Linked DNA regions of Homo sapiens: all the other regions are linked to region 3. The links are chromatin contacts, found by Hi-C or POLR2A ChIA-PET in ENCODE. All regions are on one chromosome and are shown on one strand. Each heading gives the region's core, a stretch centred on a gene start or an enhancer-like site at or near the end of the contact. The rest is flanking DNA. Distances are from core to core; before and after follow the strand shown.

What was found. A loop is a pair of places that touch in the nucleus more often than their neighbours do. ChIA-PET counts read pairs that join two places held with the same protein, here RNA polymerase II (POLR2A). Pooled maps may share reads with other maps.
Region 1: a map of OCI-LY7 shows a loop between it and region 3 (9-fold over the local background). The contact joins two enhancer-like sites. A Hi-C loop is called at or near these places in 1 of 168 maps with a recorded cell type or tissue (OCI-LY7), 4 of 37 single-sample maps with no recorded cell type and 9 of 50 pooled maps. POLR2A ChIA-PET finds 5 or more read pairs at or near these places in 4 of 52 experiments (HEK293, PC-9, WTC11 and 1 more).
Region 2: a map of PC-9 shows a loop between it and region 3 (10-fold over the local background). The contact joins two enhancer-like sites. A Hi-C loop is called at or near these places in 3 of 168 maps with a recorded cell type or tissue (Calu3, PC-9 and endothelial cell of umbilical vein), 4 of 37 single-sample maps with no recorded cell type and 16 of 50 pooled maps. POLR2A ChIA-PET finds 5 or more read pairs at or near these places in 2 of 52 experiments (HCT116 and activated CD4-positive, alpha-beta T cell).

Annotation. Positions count from the first base shown.
Region 1 is chr6:150,394,286-150,397,806 of GRCh38, forward strand. All of the region lies in intron 4 of IYD (iodotyrosine deiodinase), which reads left to right. Among named protein-coding and RNA genes, the nearest start is that of IYD, 27 kb to the left of the region's middle. Within about 2 kb of position 1,251, at least 2 of the 41 ENCODE cell types and tissues checked have a DNase peak (open chromatin) inside an H3K27ac peak, as active enhancers do.
Region 2 is chr6:150,488,266-150,491,985 of GRCh38, forward strand. No RefSeq gene overlaps it. Among named protein-coding and RNA genes, the nearest start is that of PLEKHG1, 110 kb to the right of the region's middle. Within about 2 kb of position 2,471, at least 4 of the 41 ENCODE cell types and tissues checked have a DNase peak (open chromatin) inside an H3K27ac peak, as active enhancers do; they include HCT116 and PC-9, where a contact is called at or near this core.
Region 3 is chr6:150,811,822-150,815,425 of GRCh38, forward strand. All of the region lies in intron 11 of PLEKHG1 (pleckstrin homology and RhoGEF domain containing G1), which reads left to right. Among named protein-coding and RNA genes, the nearest start is that of MTHFD1L, 52 kb to the right of the region's middle. RefSeq lists enhancers at 1,539-1,638, 1,879-2,028. Within about 2 kb of position 2,255, at least 10 of the 41 ENCODE cell types and tissues checked have a DNase peak (open chromatin) inside an H3K27ac peak, as active enhancers do; they include HCT116 and PC-9, where a contact is called at or near this core.

The DNA.
Region 1 (3,521 bases), core at 1-2,500, 420 kb before region 3:
GCCTTATTAGAACATTTCAGCTGAGTTTTCAATTCAGGGACATTTGGAAATTTTTTTTTAATCTAAAGTAGAATTCCTAAGTGAGGTAACTCTGATGTGAAAACTGACTCTGGAAACCTGGATTGGTGACTATGATGGTTCAGCAAGCTGGGAATTCACTTATAACATCATTTCAAGTTAGAAAAATTGGTGTTGTGTTTGCAGTCATCTGTAACAACATGAAGTTTCAAGGGTTTTGGCAGACCCACATGAAGTACTTTGGAGCCTAAAAGTCACAGAGGCTAACTCCCTGGATACGTTTACTGTTGCTCTCAGAGATGATGGAATGACTAAAAAGCCATGAGAAGGGCTCTTCATAGAGGCCCTTTTCTGAGAAGTTTGCGTTGCATGGCATTAGGAAGAAGGTCATGTGCTTTTCAAAAATTCCATCTGCATAGGAACGAGAGCAATGCTAACATGAAATGGAGCAGGATTGCTGTATAGTTTTCAAACTATTCATGCATTCACTCAACAGTGCATTCACTCCACAAATATTTTCTGAGCTCCTTTTTGTTTTGTTTTGAGACAGGGTCTCATTGTGTCACTCAGGCTGGAGTGCAGTGGCACCATCACAGCTCACTGCAGCCTTGACCCCCGGGCTTAAGTGATCCTCCCACCTCAGCCTCCTGAATAGCTGGGACTATAGGCAGGCACCACCATGCTAATTTTTGCATTTTTTGTATAGATGGAGTTTTGCCATATTGCCTAGGCTAGTCTCAACTCCTGAGCTCAAGTGATTCACTCTTCTCAGCTTCCCAAAGTACTGGGATTACAGGCGTAAGCCACCATGCCTGGCCTCTGAGCTCCTTCTACGTGGCAGTTCCTGGGAGCCACTGGGGATAGTTGTCTGATGAACTGTATATTCTAGCAGAGACTGGGGGCTGGGTAGTGGATAGAGAGAGATGGTAAACCCATAAAATAAATGTAGAAAACAAGATTATAAGAGCAAGTAACCATACTTTTGAGAGACAATGGATTAAAAAAAAAAGAGAGCTTCTTCACTATCTCAAAGAAAAACATGTATGTTGAATAACACCTCCCAAAATGTAGTCATTGAAATGTGTTTTAGGTTTTTGGAAAAATTATCCTGAAGGAGCTGGCATTGATTTCCTTCCTGAATCTGTAAGCAGGTAAATAATGGAATCACCATGCGGCATCAGACTGCGAGGCACCGCCACCTGATTGAGGGTCCTGGAAGAAGCAGCGAAGCCTGCAGCAAGCTCAGCTCACAAGGCTGCCCAGGTGCCTCTGCAGCAGGCAGTCTTTTTCACTTTGCCATTGAGTTTGCTGCCCCCTAGCTTTCATAAGGCATAATCCCGAGAGTAGGTTATGATTAGTGATGGAGGAAAGAAAAATCTCCATGAAGCCCGCATCTCCAGTATGGTGACTGGGTCTGATAAGCGCGCCATGCATGTCTTGTAGAGGCAGCTTCCAGAACTTCCTGGTCAGGTTTAGAGGTGGTGATCTGATTGGAAAAGCTGGAGAGGGGCAGGCGGGGAAGTGTCTGGAAGCTACTCATTGCTTTTACTTAGATGTTTGTTATTTGGAGGCTTGGAAAGAGGTCGATGGGGTACCCCTTGGCCACTGAGTCCCCTATCAACGGGCATCAGCATCTCACTGGGTGGGGATGCTCTGCTTCCATGGTTGGCTCTGTAGTCATAGGAACTTGCCGTGGTGGTTGTTGTTTAGAATATAATATACAAGCCTTTATTAATATATTAAATACCAAGAGCTAGTCGTAGCTCTATAATTTTAAAGTAGTGATGAATGTAATGATATTTTAAAATATCTATAACAACTGTAAAATGATATGAAAATAACTGTGGATTTCATTGGTGATAAAGTCATAGATATTGCTAACACTACTGTGGTTTGCTGCCTACATTTATAAAGGAAGAAACTGCTAAATTTCAGTTAGATGTTAGTGAATATGAAAACTTTTTTTTTCAAATTCAAGTTCATGGACCTGCTAAATTCAATCCTTGGCCCTTTGGGGGTCTGAGGATTCCAGTTAAAAAAATCCTGACCTATAATAAGACCAAAGTACTCACATCGAGAGAGTGAAAGATAAAATAATAATAGAAGTCAACTTAACATTAATAATATTAATAAGAGGAATTGTTTAATATGGTCTGTGTATTTGCAGGTTTCTACTGCTAGAGACATACAAAATTCAGTATGGAGTAAAAGCTATGTCTTGAAAAGGACCAAGATATAAAATGACACTAAATTAAGGTGTAAATATTTTCTCAAAAAAGTTTAAGACTTGGCCAGGTGCGGTGGCTCACGCCTCTAATCCCAGCACTTTGGGAGGCCAAGGCGGGCGGATCACGAGGTCAGGAGATCGAGACCATCCTGGCTAACATGGTGAAACCCGGCCTTTACTAAAAATACAAAAAATGAGCCAGGCGTGGTGGCGGGCGCCTGTAGTCCCAGCTACTCGGGAGGCTGAGGCAGGAGAATGGCGTGAACCTGGGAGGCGGAGCTTGCAGTGAGCGGAGATCCCGCCACTGCACTCCAGCCTGGGCGACAGAGCGAGACTCCGTCTCAAAAAAAAAAAAAAAAAATTAAGATTTATCCATTGCAAGTTCAAATACTATGTGAAGATATGATCAAGGAGAAGAAACGCCATGATAAAGTAGAGCTAATGACAGAAAGAAGAAATCAGTTAGGTTTTTTGATGCATGTATTCTTGAGAACAGTCTCTCAGGTATTGTGAAATCTTCGTTAATCAAGGTATAGTATATGATGATGTTGTATAAGAGACCTTCAGCAAGAAACTATATTGAGTCACTCTAGATTCATATATGTGCATGTGTGCATGTATCTATATATGGGTTCATATATATATGGGTTCATAAATATATATGGGTTCAAATGCCAATATTAGAGTTATTGATAACAAATCATAGATTCCAGGCAGATCACTGGAGTTCAGGAAAGAATATTTAGCAGGAAAATTGGCCAGGTATGGTGGCTCACACTTGTAATCCCAGCACTTTGGGAGGCTGAGACGGGCAGATCACTTAAGCTCAGGAGTTTGAGACAAACCTGGGCAATATGGCAAAACCCCATCTCTATAAATAAATACAAAATATAGCCAGGCATGGTGGTGCATGCCTATAGTCTCAGCTACTTAGCAGACTGAGGTGGGAGGATGGCTTGAGCCCAGGAGGCAGAGGTTACAGTGAGCCGAGATCATGCCACTGCACTCCAGCCTGGGTGATAGAGCCATACTTTGTCTCAAAAAAAAAACAAAAAACAAAACCGAATATGTATATTTAGTAGGAAAATTATGTCGCATTTGGGCTAGGACACTGCTTTGGTGGACTCTCTTATCATTTGGTTCTTGTACCAGGACACAGACCAACCCCTTAGCTAAAAGGAACTCCCTGTTGTTTTTGCCTTTCCTCTACTGTAGTTGGATTCCTACAGTATTTTTCTGTAAAATAACCATTCCTATTTCTTAAGCATCAATGAAA
Region 2 (3,720 bases), core at 1,221-3,720, 320 kb before region 3:
TAATCCAGTGTGATCTCATTTCAATTTGATTGCATCAGCAAAGACCCTATTTCCACAAAAGGTCACATACACAGGTACCAAAGGTTAGGACTTGAAGATATCTTTTCAGGAGACACAATTCAATCCCCAACACCATCCCAGCAGTCAACACTTGCTTTTTTGCTAATTTGCCTCAGATCTGCTGCTTCCATAACATTGAGAATGCAGACACTCCCAGGAAACTTTCTCGGACTCTAAGGAGAGATGGTAGCACACATCCCTGTGGACGGTCTACCACTGGGATGACCAACCTGGCCACATGACCACTTTCCAGAAAGGCCTCTGACTTGACTCTACACTGCTGCATGCATCCGCTGATGCCACTATGGTCCTCCCGATCACCTCCATTTGGTCCCCTCTCCAGTCGCTTTTCCTAGAGCCCAGTGTGTCATAAAATAGTTATTAATTCAGCCAAAAGGAATGCTCTGGTGAAAATGTCAATAAAATAATGTAGGAGAAAGAGCACCTCGAGAGACTTTTTCAGCGTGTATTCCTTGGTTCGTTTTCTTCCAAAGCTCTACAAAAGTACGGAATTCTGAGCCTTGCCCTGGAATCGGTAAATTAGAATTCAAGAAAGGGGATTTGGACATCTACATAGTTCTAAACTGTTTTATTGAGTAGCTCATAGTTTACATGGTCTGAAAATCCATGTGTAAAGTATATATACAGCAAAGCATTTAGACAGCATCCTTAAGGTCCTGTCCCCAGTCACCCTCTTCTCCCTTATCCCCTACATTGCTCATTATTTTTTGTTTTTCATGCAAATTCACATAAATATTAATATATATTTTTCCTTGTTTGTTGCAAAAGTATCTATGTATATATATATATATATATATATATATATATATATATATATATACACAACCTGCTATTTAATTTTTTTCATTTAACACTATTTCCTAAAGATCTCTTCATGTTAGTAGTATATAGGTAAATATTCCCATTGCCTTTTTTATACTACACAAAATTCTTTTGTGTGGATCTATAATGGTTTAATTACGTATATCTTACTGCTTTACACTTGGGTTATTTCCTATTCCTTTGCTATTACAAACAATGAGACAAGAAATGATTGCAGCCGGGCGCAGTGGCTCACGCCTGTAATCCCAGCACTTTGGGAGGCCGAGACGGGTGAATCACGAGATCAGGAGATCGAGACCATCCTGGCTAACATGGTGAAACCCCGTCTCTACTAAAAATATTTTAAAAAAAATTAGCTGGGTGTGGTGGCATGTGCCTGTAGTCCCAGCTATTTGGGAGGCTGAGGCAGGAGAATGGTGTGAACCTGGGAGGCGGAGCTTGCAGTGAGCCAAGATCACGCCACTGCACTCCAGCCTGGGTGACAGAGCGTGACTCCGTCTCAAAAAAAAAAAAAAAAAAAAGAAATGATTGTCTGCATGTGTCATTTATTATACGTACAGGTGTATCTCTAGTATAGATGATCAGATGTGGGTTTCTGGATCAGAGGGTAAACGCACCTATAATTGTGTTGGGTATTGCCAGATGCCTCTCCTCAGGGACAAAGCCAACCATGCATAAGAGTGTTGATTTCCACCATAGCATTACCAACAGAAAATATCAGATGTTTTGCTGATTTGACAGGTTAGAAATATTGTCTTGCTATAGTTTTAATTTGTGCTTCTTTTATTATAAGTGAGGTTAGCATCTTTTCAAGTTTAAGAACAGATAAGCTACATTTTTAATAGAATCCTTGGGTGATTTTTATATACATAACTCTCTAAAGCTTCTGGCCTAAAGCTAAAGAATTTGAAGGAAAAAAGGGTGCCATGAATGCTGATGCTGAGAAGCAGATTCCTGTCCAGCCTCCCTCTGAAGATGGTTAACAGCCCCTCTAGGAACCATTTCCCACTGAGCACAAGTTCTCCTGGGACTTTATACCCAGAGAGTTCACCTCACTCCACCCCCAGCAGCTGGACCAGCGGGTTTTGAGATAGGTTTTGTAAACCGTAGCCCATGACCCACTTCCAGGCTAAATAAGGTGTCAGGAGACACTGAGGATTCTGGGAGAGGCAGGCTTGCTTTGGAGCATCAGCCCTCATGTTCTGTTTTCCCCTGACTTCAAGGGTCATAGCCTGTGCACTTCCCCTACCACGCAAGCCTTGAGGAGGGGCTTCACTGGCCATTTGGAAGGCTTTCCATAAGTCGCTGGAGTTTGATGGGCATAAGAAATGCTATTTAATTCACACCTGAAAAGCCTCCTGTGTGACACCGCAGCTGAAGTGCAGAGGTGTGGCTGTTTCAGGTCCATATGTTCTAGGGCGACCCACCACCCTGGTTTGCCAGGACTGAAAGGTTTCCTGGGAAGTGAGACTTTCTGTGCTAAAACCAGGACGGTCCTGGAAAAACCAGCATAGTTGGTCACCGAGAGTGAGACAAAGGTACCTTTTTCCAAGGAGCAGGACATGAACTGTGGGGACATTGTCTAGCCATGAGTCATCTTTAAGGAGCTCCTATGCTAAAGGAGCACCTGGGAGGGGAGGGATCCCACAGAGGAGTGCACACAAAAATCCCAGGCCTGTGTGGGGCCACGGCAGCTGGCCGGAGAAGCACTGTCTGTGCAAGGAACTGCAGTCAGAGGTCCTTGGAGGGATCTTTTGGGAAACCCCAAAAGCTCCTCACTGAAGACGAGCTTGCACTTGCACATCTGCCAGAAGTCTCCGATGGCAGGTTACACCTGTACCAGCTAAGGATTGTGCCCTTTTTCTCCAGTTCCCTGTATGGACACTGGGATGTCCTGAGGCAGGATGAAGGGTTGGTGCCCTGCCGCTAGGACTGCCGCCTGCAGACAGCCCTCAGCTATCAGCTCCCAGAGGCCATGCTGCCTTCCTGGGGAGGCCAGCAGCCATTGGCCAACAGATGTGGGAGAACAAAGGCCTGGGCCCCTTGCCAAATGGGGACATCTCTGAAGGGTCATCCCAACTTCAAAACTCTCTGGGGTCAGCTGAGGCTCCATCGAGACTATATGGCAGCTCAGAGTTCCTTCCTCCCTTCCCCTCCCCAGGTGGTGTGGCCAGGTTTCAGTCCAGAGGCAGGCAGAGCAACTGGTCCAGAGTGAGTTCACTGGGGTCCAGAGGTTTTGGCTGACATCATGCTGAATTCAGCTCATTCAATGTACCACTTACAGTAGCTCCACGACTCTTTCACTATCCCCAAGATGGGTAAAATAGTGCAATATCCGCACCTTATTTTACAAAACCTTCAACGAGAAAAAAAAAGATTCAAACTCTTTGAGATAAAGGTAGTCAAATGTCTAACCACAAGTCAGGATGTGGGGATTTTATCTGAGTCACTTAACCCAGTTAGTCATTAACCCAGTTTGCCAAGCGAGCTTAAACTATCTCCTTAATAGAAATAATATGGACCCTGTGCTAGCCCTGGGCAAATGTGAATACTTGAGCTCTAACCTAGGCTTCTCCTGAACCTTTGAAGACCCCAAGACACATTTGGTCAGGGGACATAAGTGATGTTTGAAAAAGTCCTTCACATGTTTAGTTGAGGTCATGTCACTAATGGCTCCAGAACAGAGACCTCAGCCTGGTTTCTTCCTGGATGTGGAAGGTTGCAGCCCCCTGCCCCCTCCCCACGTTCTCAGCAGGTGTTCCTGCATTGCTCTATTTCAGGAGTTTAGGAAGCCTAAGAAATACGTGTGTATCCAGC
Region 3 (3,604 bases), core at 1,005-3,504:
GCAGGCTTTGGAGGAAGGGGAGATGGCGCAGTCAGTCCTGTGTTCTGAGAGTGTAACTTTGGGGACAAGGTGACAAATAAGTGGCAGGAGTGAGGTTGGAGGCTGGAGAAGATAGTAACCCACCACCATGGCCTAGAAAGGAGCTGAGCAGTGCTGCCGTGGAGCCACAGCGACAGAGGGAACAAATGCAGAAAGTGCCACTGAGGCAGGAGGCAGGATTTTGCCCACTAAAAGTCAAGGCTGAGTCAGGGGTTGAAGGAGAGCATGGTACTGTGAGTTCTGAGACAGGCAGGGAGAGGAACCTGTGAGATGGGAGTGAGAGAGAGGAGCCCTCTGCTCTCACTGGCACCCGTGCTGCTGGGCAGGGTCAGCCACAGGTGGAAATTCAGGTCTTGGAAGCTAAGGATCAGGAGACTCTTGCTAGAGGCAGTAATTGAAGCCCTAAGGTTTAATAAGATGGCCCACAAAAATGTGCAAAGGAAAGATGAACCCTTGGGAATCCCAACATCTAAGTGATCAGCAAGCGGGTGGGGGGATTTGGAGAACAGCCAAAGAAAGATTGAAAGAGTAGCAGAGGAGGCAGGGAGGATGTCTGAGGAGAAGGCACTGCGCTAACAAGGAAAAAGCACATCTCAGAGATGGGGGAGACACAGTCTCAAAGGCTGCCGAGGTCAAGGAGATTTAAACAGAAAAGCAGATTTTATATTTGGCAACTAAGAGAAAAGGGAGAGATCACAGTGGGTTGCAGAAAAAGGGGGATTAAGAAGGAACGGAATGGGTATAGACTTTTTTATATGTAAAGTTCACAAAAGGAAGAAAAAATGATAGTTTGGAGAGAAAGGCAAGAGCAAAGCAAGACTTCTCGTCTGGCTCGAATGCCGAGTCCATGAGCAGATGGCAGGGAAGGAGGAGGAAGGTGGGAGAGGAGACAGTGGCTCACTTCTTGTTGGAACGGGGCCTGGGGAGGTGGGAAGGAAGAGGATGGGACACACAGGAATAGGGGCTCATCTTGGAAAGGGCTGGAAGCATCTCTCTGAACCAAGGGAGAAAAAGATGAAAGACAGAGGAACTTTGAGGTGGACTTGGGGGAAGACAAAGGGTTCGATTTCACTCGTGCAGATAATAAAGTCATCTGCTGAGTGAGTGAAGCAGAGAGCAGGGGTGTCTGAGGGAAAGTGGAAAGGATCAGAAGAACACTTGCTGGCCGGGCGCGGTGGCTCACACCTGTAATCCCAGCACTTTGGGAGGCGGAGGCGGGCAGATCACGAGGTCAGGAGATCAAGACCATCCTGGCTAACACGGTGAAACCCCATCTCTACTAAAAATACAAAAAATTAGCTAGGCGTGGTGGCGGGTGCCTGTAGTCCCAGCTACGCGGGAGGCTGAGGCAGGAGAATGGCGTGAACCCGGGAGGCGGAGCTTGCATTGAGCCGAGATCACGCCACTGCACTACGGCCTGGGCGACAGAGTGAGACTCTGTCTCAAAAAAAAAAAAAAACAAAATGGACCAGTCACTAGAGATGACTAGAATAGCCTGTGAAAGACATCAAAGACCCAACTGAGGCTGGCCCCCATGAATCAGTGTGATGACGTCATTTCAAAATCTGCTCAGCAGCTTGGAAACTACTGGTGAAAACCGTGGTGTGTGTGGGTTCCTCCAGGTTGGGAACCGGCAGAGCTGGTAGGGGAAGGTTCCCAGGGCGGGGGTGGGGAGGGTGCCAGTGAGCACGCAGTTGCAGTAATTGGGCATGACATTAGGCTGAGTGAAGAGGAAAACCAGCTGGCGACAGAGGCGTGGGGTGAGGGACTGCAGTATTGTCATAAAGCCCGGTTCAGCAGGACTTAATGTGAGAGAGAAGGAAATACCCTAATCTGTAATTGAAGAAGGGACTTTTGGAGTCCTGCCTTAGAGGTGGGACGGTTTTGAGTGTGATCAGGTTCTGGAGGTGGCTCTGATTCTGTGCTGCTGCTCTGGAGTGGAGGAAAAGGTCATTAGAAAGTGGTCAAGGAACTAGGGTGGTGGGTGGATTATTCACATGGATGGTGAAACAGTCCAAGTTGGGGCTGGGAGGAGTGAGGTGGAGCAGACAATGGGATGATGATCATGAAAATTGAACTGGGTGGAAAATAAGGGCTGAGATTTCTGAGAAAGGGGACAGTCTGTTTTGTTCTCTGTATATTTTGACAAGCATTTGAAGCTTGTTCTCAGGACTGCCAGCAATGATTTGGTCCTCAGGAAATGAATGTGCATAGGTGTGGACTTGGACCTAAGCATGAGTTTTCATTTCGTCAGGGTGTTATGAGATGAAAGGGAGCTCATGCAGAGAGGGGACTGCATTTTCTTTATGATTAGTCATTTTGTTGCTGGCCTGGTGCCTTAGAATGCCCTTCTGAGCAATGGCAGAGTATCTTTGATGGGCCCCACCCATTGTTTACCTGTCTGCTGGGAAAATCAAAATTGCTAACAAGATTCTGAAAGGCAGTTACAAAATGAGACCCCCTTACATACCTGTCTTTCTCCCACGCTAGGCGTGTGTGCCTCAGGAAGTTCCCTTTAAGTATTCAAATGGTTAATATAGTCAATATAACATCGTACTTTCTCCCCAAGTTGTCGATCCTTTCTATCTAAAAACATCTTTTCAGTTACAACTTATTGAGCATACACACTGTGCTGAGTACTTTATATTCTTATTTCACCCTCACCAAAATATGTTATGAGGTAGTTCTTATTCTTCCCATTCTAGAAAAAATAAAAACAGAGGCTGAGAGACATTAAATAAACTGCCCAAGTTTATATAACTAGTACATGACCAAGCCTGGATTGGTCTATCTGGCTCCAAAGAGCATCCTAACCACATTATTCCCACTGGCAATAAAAACACCTTTTTTTGTTTTGTTTTGTTTTGAAACAGCGTCTCACTCTGTCACCCAGGCTGGAGTGCAGTGGTGCAATCTCCATACAAGAAAAAGCACACTGCCACCTCCACCTTCTGGGTTCAAGTATTCTTGTGCCTCAGCCACCCGAGTAGCTGGGACTACAGGCGCACACCACCACACCTGGCTAATTTTTGTATTTTTAGTAGAGATGAGGTTTCACCATGTTGGCCAGGCTGGTCTCGAACTCCCGGCCTCAAGTGATCCACCTGCCTCAGCCTCTCCCAAAGTGCTAGGATTACAGGCACAAGCCACCACACCCAGCCTCAAACACGCTTGTCTAATATACTTTATTCACTATAATGTAATCATAATTTTCTATTTAAGCAGGATTATCATTAAAGTGAACTTTCCACATCTTTCCTCGAGATTATTTCTTATTTTCCTAAAGTTTTCAAAATGTATTTCTATTATTTCTGTGAAATGAATGCATAGTGGGAAATTTTAAACATCAAGAAATGTATCACCAGTCTAATAATGTCAACACAGCTGTGGGAAACTCATTAGTTACAGCCTCCCAGCTGCCTTCCGTTCTTTTAATTCAATGATGGTCCTTGGCTGACACCTAGTGGAAATCCTGGAAACAGTACTTTAAAAATTAAATGTCCAGACAAAAAAAAATTCTTGAAGTCAGCTTTACAGATACCAGGGAACTTCTTGGAAATAGCCA